Linked DNA regions of Homo sapiens: region 2 is linked to region 1. Evidence: read pairs that join two places in POLR2A ChIA-PET (ENCODE). Cell type or tissue: Caco-2. All regions are shown on one strand.

Region 1 (4,000 bases):
GCCTTTAACGTTTCAAGTGCTAATCCATTGACCATGAGACCTAGGCCATTCACTATGATTATTGTATTGATTTTTTGTTGGTGCTGTGACAAATTACTACAAATGTAGTGGCTTAAACAATACAAATTTATTATCATACAGTTCTGAAGGTGACGAGTCCAGATTGGGTTTCACAGGGCTAAAATCAAGGCATCAGGAGGGCTGTGTTCCTCCTGCATGGCGTTTTTCTTTGTCTTCAGAGCCTACAGTATAGCATCTTCCAGTCTCTCTCTCTCTCTGACTGTCTTGCATCCCCCTTATAAGAACCCATGGGAGCTGTGCGCAGTGGCTCACGCCTGTAATCCTAACACTTTGGGAGGCTGATGCAGGAGGATCATTTGAGCCCAAGAGTTTGACAGCAGCCCTGGCAACATAGCGAGACCTTGTCTCTACAAAAAAATGAAAAAATCTGCTGGGTGTGGTGGTGCGTACCTGTAGTCCCAGCTACTCGGGGCCGAGGTGGGAGAATTGCTTGAGCCCGGGAGGTTGAGGCTGCCGTGAGCTGTGTTGTGTCACTGCACTCTAGCCTGGGTGACAGAGCAAGACCCTGTCTCAAAGTAAAATAAAAATTTAAAAAATGAACCCATGGGATTACATTGGGCCCACTGAATAGTCCAGAATAACCTCTGTATTTAAAAGTCCTTTATTTAATCATAGTTGCAAAGTCCCTTTGACCATGTAAAGCAGCACATTTACAGGTTCTGGGGATTAGAATGTTAAAGCTCAGAAAACAACACTCCTAAGTATGGCATTTTGACATGCTGAGTATTTTGAACTAAAGAAGCAGCCATGGAAACAAGGTATCTCTGACCACCTCCTGTCCGCTGTCTCTTGCCTATCTGCCTCTCCTGAAGCACAGGGAGAAAATTTTTCTGAAGTTCCCATATCTGACAAAGGGAAGCACTTTTTCTGAAGTTTCCATATCTGACTAAGGGAAGCTCCTCCAGAAGGAAGCAACTGACTTGAGCCCCACTCCCTATAATCTCATCAAACAGGGAAGACTGACTCGCAGGAAGGAACGTTAGAGTTGACGCCACACCCAGAGCCCAGACGAACTTTGTTTCAGGTTATTATCTGAGTATATAAACTTCTATTGATACAGCATGTTGGATTATTGGGTACTCACTTTCCTGTGATGCTCCATGCACTTGATAAGTCTATATGCCTTTTCTCCAGTTAATCAGTCTATTATCAGTTCATTTTGAAGACTCAAACCTCAACAGGGGAGAGAAAGAGTTCTTTTGTCCCAGTAAGGACTTTCACATCTTTTGGGGACCATATCCACATAACTGAGGCCAGAATGTGTGAAAAATTCATCAAGAGATTTACAAGGAATGAATGCAGGTTGTAGAATGTGGGAACAGTCCATGGTTTGGTCACAGTGTCCAGGCTCAGCCTCCTCGCTCTAGTTCATAGAACCACCTGGAACACACAAAGGCTGTGTGTGCATTAACCATTTACTCTATCATGTTTCTTTCTTGAACAGGGCTGCATTTTTAACTGCCTGATGTCCTTTTCTGTCTGTTTTTATGATTGCTGGCTCCTCCAGCTGTGTCCCAAACAGATTCATTGACTTTGCTTCTAAATCTGCTCTTCTTCCCCATATCACTAGTTATGTTAATGGCTTTGCCATCTTCCTAGAGCCAGATTTCAACCTCATTATTTACCTCATCTAACATGCAATTATTTGCTAAATCCTGGGGATTCCATTTCCACAGGAGCTTTTCAATCTATCCTTTCTTCCCTATTCCCAGTGCTATTCTCTTATTTCAGGCCTCAAGTTGCTATTTGTGGATTATGAAATAGTCTTTCTAAATGACCCCCTAGCCAGTCTCCATAGCTTGTTTTTCCTTTTCTGTCAATGGTCACACAGAAACAGCTATTCTTATGGAGCACTCTAAGTCAGTAATACCCTTAACCTTCAAACCACTCCCTGAGCTGCACTGAGCCAAGTGTAAGCCAGAAGGCAGAAGTTCAAATTCACAACCTATAAAAAAATACCAAGACATCATCGAAAATCAAATCCACAGGGAACTTTTGTACCCAATTAAAAGAAAGGAAAGGACTCAGATTAGCTGCAGGGTCATATGTGGCTGGGTGGAATATTGACAATTCCTGGGACAGTGGAGGAAAGGCTAGGAGTCATTGCATGACTCAATGCTCAACCTCTCCTTTGAAAAACTTGAATATTTAAAGAATAAGAAATATTTAAAGAATCTCTGATTGAAGGTGTGCCACCTTATTGCATGCCTGAAAATCCACCTGTCTGGTCGCATTCTTCAGATGAAGCAACTGAGGCTCAGAGGATTTAAGTAATTTGCCTGAGGTCATGTAGACAGTAAGTGGCAGAATTGGAATTCTGTTTTAGGAATTCAAAGTTTCATATTCTTTCCACTGTATGACCTGGTTTCATCCACATTTGCAACTTCATTTTCCATTCTTTTCTTTTTATCTTAATGTTGCAGTAAAACCAAATTCCTCACTCTTTTTTGTGGGACCTGGAACTTTTCCACCTTTATATCTTTTCTCATGTGGTTCCCTCTGCCTAGAATGGCCCAGAACCTATCTTAAGCCGTGAAAATTGTACCCTTGAAAATCCAGCATCAACAGCATTGCTTCCAGGAAGGGAACAGACAGTTTCTCTCTGGCTTTAATGCACCCCTTTCATAAGAACTCATAGAATCACATTGGGCCCACCGGCCCACAAAGATCCCTACTTTGAAGTGATAAGCACTAGTAGCAGCTCATAGCTTGTTTATGGCTGTTTCCAGTTTGTGCCTTTCGTTATAGATAGTCATGCATAGGTCTTCCTCTTTTAGTGAACACATTGTTCACGAGGGAAGAGCTGTGTTTGATTCATCTTTATGCTTCCCATAGAGTCTTGCCCATGAGAAGCACTCAAAATACGTGTGGACTAAAGAAGCAAGTAAAGAGAAGAAATACTTTGTCTAGAATTGCCTATTTCTTTCTGGTGTGGTCTGAATGTGTTCCCCCAAGTTCATATGTTAAAACTTAATCACCAATGTGATAGTATTAAGACGACAGGCCTAAGTCCTGAGAGCAGAGCCTTCCTGGATGGAATTAGGGTCCTTACAAAAGAGCTTGAGGGAGTGTTTGTTCTTTTCTGTTCTTCTGCCATGAGGATACAGCATTCACCCCCCTTTTTGCCCTTCTGTCCCTCCCACCATGTCAGGACACAGTGCGTAAGGTACCTCCTTGGAAGCAGAGACCAGGCCGTTTCCAGCCACCAAACCTGCTGGCACCTTGATCTTGGATTTCCCAGCCTCCAGAACTGTGAGAAATAAATTTTTTATTGTTTACAAATTACCCAGTCTCAGGTATTTTGTTACAGTGGCATAAACAGATGAAGACACTCTCTAATTATAAAGGAATTGCCAAGGATAATATTAAAGGCAGACATAGAAGATAGGCATAGTTTTGGTTCACTTTGCTTCCGTGTCTTTGTACAAATTGTTACTTCTCCATCACCGGTGGGATGTTCTCCTTCCTACCCCATATGCTTCCACCAGTTCACAGCTACCAGTTTCTTCAAGACCTGGCTCAAAGCCTAGTCCTTCCTAGGGGACTTCTTTCCTGAGTCCAGACCACTGCAGTTGCCCCTTTATCCAGTGGTCACAAGGCATCCACACAGGCTGACAGTTGCTACCTGATCATCATCACCAGTCATCAAGCTGTTATTGCATACTTGGTATATGAAAGGCTCTATGTCATGTGCTGTGGGGGAGGGAGGGAGAGCTTTGCAGAGGAAGTGGGATTCAAGCAGGGTCTTGAAGGCTGTGTTTTAATTAAAGAGGTGGAAAAGAAGGGGAATAAAATAATGGACAACATTGAAGATCAACTTCTACTCTTCTTGTTATTGGCTATATAATTTTGAGAAAAATCTTTTAATCCCTGTGGAAATCCATTTTCTCATATGTAAGGTGGGAGTAATAAAATCTAT
Region 2 (4,000 bases), 510 kb before region 1:
CCATCTTATTTCCCTTCCCTTCTATTCTTTCCCATGTATTTCTTTTGCCTAAAAGAATATTGGTATGATTCTCATTTGCTACTTTGAGTATATAACTCCATCAGACTTTCCAGAGTTCTTCAGGGATGGAGCTCAAAGTTTACATTTTTCCATATATGTCTTTTTTTTTCTTGACCTTTTTCCACCCTGTAATTTCCCCTTGACTTACCCACTGCCCTCCCCAATCTGCAACAGTGACAGTTTGCTGCCTCAAAACAGAGCATTCAAATGAATTCGCTTAGCCAATAACTTCTGTGAAGTTGCCTTTTCTAATGGTGTTATTACTCAGTGATGCACAAATGTGGTATTTGCCCTACTGGTAGGCAAACAAAGGTCTGGTTAAGAATGGTAACCTGCTGTTTTCTTTAAAGGAGAGCCAAAGACTTGTGCTTTACTCTGTTTTGGTTTTGGGGGAAGTAGTAGCCATTTTGATCATGAAACCTTTTAGTATTTGTGAGTTGATTGTACTGTGTAAGTAGATTTATCTAAAGTTAACTGTTAAAGTTAGCTAGCCTTATAAAATGTAAAAGTAATGAAAATTCATCAGTTTCTCTAAGCCAGTGAATGTCGTCTTTTGTAATATTGTGTATAAGCATTTGTGCCCACCCCAGCTTCTGCTATCACTGTGGTCAAGTCATGGGTCTGAGTAAAAGAATTCTTGAGTATGTGACTGGTGAGAAATAACTAACTATAGTCAGTACATGTACAGATTGTTAAAATTCAAGACAAAATACTTTCACTAAAAAAAAGGATTCGTCTCAGTAAAGAAGTATTCAGTTGCTGTCACTTACATACAAATGGTGGTGGGTAGCAGTCTCACCATTTTTCTACTCTCTTTTTGCTCGTTTTAAATAATTGAGTAAAGGTTTTATTTGTAAAATCTATCTGTAAAAAGCACCTGTAACGATTTATATGTCATTGAAAGGAATGGCCCAGTTACTTTTTAGGAGAGATTAATAACCTACCTGGAAATTAACTGCAGTGTTTACTTAGATTTTTTCCCCCTAATAAGAGTCTAAGTGTGTTAAATTTTTAACTGATGATATGGTTACAGTGTTGCAAGGTGATCTCTTCCCCTGAAAAATCTGCCTATCCTTTTAAGAAAAATTAGACCTACTAAACTAAAGCAAATTTTACTTTCATCATTAGCACCTAAACAAGCAAGCAGTCTACTACTGTCATCATTTTACCTGAGTGCCCATTTTGCTGATCCACATTCATACCTTTCTACCTTGGACAGCTATGATTTTTATATTTATTTGTTGCTTCAGCTCAGGTTTATGAAATTTTCCTGCTGAAATGACTTATTGGGAGTTGTAGGTTGATTATAGTTACTATTAAACATTTTCTCAATTTAGCTTTTCTGAGCCACTTCAAGAAGAAAGCTGTTTTTGTCAAAAGGTACTATTAATTGTAGCAAGTAAATCTTAAGATTTGAATTTTTAAGATTTTATTTCTGTGTTCACTAAAGATCTTTCCACAAGTAATAGATTATAATTGATAAGTAATACTAGCTATAGTGTTAATAAAGAGTAAGACTATCACCACCAGGAATAAGTAACACCTTTTAATAATAAATCTATTCCTAATAGGTATGTTTTCAATACTGCACTGAACAAAGTGGGTAAAGAGCCCTTTGAAATCTTATTGTAATAAAGGGACTTACCTCACCACTGGAATCCTTGTTTTCAGAGCCTCTGGATTTTCAGCCAAACACTGAATTTCTCCTAAACTTTATCCCTGAAACATCCCTAGAGAACGAACTTTATTTTCACAAGAAAATAAGGCACAATAAGGGGGAAGAACTTAAACCTCAACATAATATCGTGTCCAAAAATGTGTATTTAGAAAAATAAAATCCTGTGGAGTTTGTTATCCTAATGTTTATTTTATACTAGATAAGGTGACTTGTTTTCTTGTATTGAGGTCTTACTGTTTCAGATTTGTTTTTGTTTCTGTTCTAACTCTAAGCAGACAGAGCTCACAAGTCTTTGGCATCCATTTTAGGTTGTACACTCAGAGTCATCTTATAACTGGAAACTGTCAGGTGGTCCCCCACCCCAGTGAGTGTATGAAAGAGTCAAGAAAAAGATTGGAAACAAACTATTGGGTGAATAATTGGTTGCTCTATTATTATTATTATTATTATTTGCCTTTTTTTAATCACCATTTATTTGTGTAATCTTTCTCCATTGATTGGCTGTCATTCTTATAATATCTGAACTACCCCATAAAATAATTCTCTGACTTAAAGGCATTTAGCTTTTGCTTATCGTTTTTACATCCTCTATTCAACTAAGACACTGTCTTGAGAGTTATTTTTTCCAGATGGATCGTTGGCCTAAATTTTCACACTTCTCCCCTGTTCATCCTTTTTCCTCTTCCCTGCTTCCTGGGAATAAAAGGAACTTTTTTAAAAAAATTAATTAGTCCACAGGTCTCATTATCTTTCTTTATGATTAATCTATGACTTTTTGGTACAAGAACAATGGAAAAAGTGAATTAAGGTAATGAACAAAACCTTTCACCCACTTAAACATTTTCCAGTTTTGAGATTCCTCTTCGTGTTTGTGGTGTCTTCCCCTTGTTACCCCTTCTGCCCTTTTTCTCTGACTATGGTAATTTGGTCTTTAGGCTCATATCAGTCTCCCCGAGACATTCTGCAGTCATTATCACCTTTTTGGGTGGATTTTATTTTGTTTTATTTTGTTTTTTTTAAAAAAATAACTTTTTAACATTGGTGCATATTTGCTTGGGATAGAGCTTGTGTAATTTACCAATCGTATTGATTGTAAGTGATTGTGCCCTGCAGAGGTATATTTAACAAGACAAAAATAATCTTGGTTAATAAAGGAGCCCATGAGATTTGAGTCAGGTTGTAAGTGAAATCACTTACACTTTTGGATAGAATTTATACTCCTGCTCTTATAAATCAGTGGTAGACTTACCATTTTTTAAAGTTTTCTTGCATTTTTTTGTTTTTTTATTGCCACAGCTCCCTATTCTTTCTTGCCTGCCTCCACCCCCCTGTTCAGGAAAAAAAAAAATTGAGCCTTAAAGTGACAGCTGATTTTTTAATTGCTGAATTTTGTGAAATTTTACTTTTTCCAAGTGTTTCCAACTTTAAAAAGAGAAGTGAAGACAAATAGGTTGGAATGGTGAAGACAAATGGATTGGAATTTCACAGGCTGTGAATAATTCCTTAGGATCTGGCAAACCGTGAAGTCTTATTTGAAGACCTTATCTCCTGAGAGTTCTTTTGGAGTAGGAAAAAGAACCCTATTTGAAATAGACCGTTTTTCTCTTGTTTTTAATCTGTTTAATATTTCTGATTTTTAAGCAGCTTTCAAAACAAGTGTGGTGGAAAAAAAGAAATAGTAGTAGGAAGATGTTTAGGGCAGCAGAACTCTGGGTCTAAATAAGTACATGTTCCCACTTGTTGCCGATTTTTGAGAGTACTAGGGCCATCTTTCTCAATTTTGTATTATTTGTGTGCATGTTTATATCAAAGATGCCCATTTTGTTAAAATGCTATTTCCTTTATTACCTTGGAAACTGACTCAGCCTCATGTTGCTCCTAATTAGTGTTTAAGGCTCCCATGAGTTGCAGATAAAATGATTTATTTTAACAAGTAGAAGGAGGTGATTCACCTTTTGGATTGTAAATATATGAAAATGTCTACAAGGTCTTTATCTGCTTTCTGTCAGCATTTATATTAAATGATAAATTAATGAGGAACGTGTGTATTTTGTAAATGAGTGTGTGCCATCTTATTCTAATCTTGAGATTACTTTCTTACACGTTTTTAATGGAGGGGGCTTTTTTAGGTGAAAAATAAAGAAATGGCTAATCTGCATGAGCAAACACATACTTGGAGTAGCCAATTTTGTGTGGACATCACAGGAATTAGTCCAATCTTAAATAAGCTACAGTCATATTCCTTCATTTGTCACACAGTGA

Evidence for each region. ChIA-PET counts read pairs that join two places held together with the same protein. Peaks named below come from ENCODE experiments on the same cell type or tissue, not always from the same donor. Only the 100,000 strongest peaks of a DNase experiment are listed, where the experiment ranks them.
Region 2: POLR2A ChIA-PET joins it to region 1 with 7 read pairs; 2 of 35 experiments call an interaction of 5 or more read pairs at or near these places.

Annotation. Positions count from the first base shown.
Region 1 is chr1:173,423,207-173,427,206 of GRCh38, reverse strand. The region is part of intron 1 of PRDX6-AS1 (PRDX6 antisense RNA 1); the gene reads left to right. The region is part of intron 2 of LOC100506023 (a long non-coding RNA gene); the gene reads left to right. It also overlaps a transcript of TNFSF4 not described here. Among named protein-coding and RNA genes, the nearest start is that of PRDX6-AS1, 36 kb to the left of the region's middle. In Caco-2, no CTCF peak of the experiment used is centred here; a DNase peak (open chromatin) is centred at 2,166.
Region 2 is chr1:173,930,992-173,934,991 of GRCh38, reverse strand. RC3H1 (ring finger and CCCH-type domains 1) reads left to right here. Exons shown (of 20, transcript NM_172071.4): 20 at 1-3,908. Among named protein-coding and RNA genes, the nearest start is that of SERPINC1, 16 kb to the right of the region's middle. In Caco-2, no CTCF peak of the experiment used is centred here; no DNase peak of the experiment used is centred here.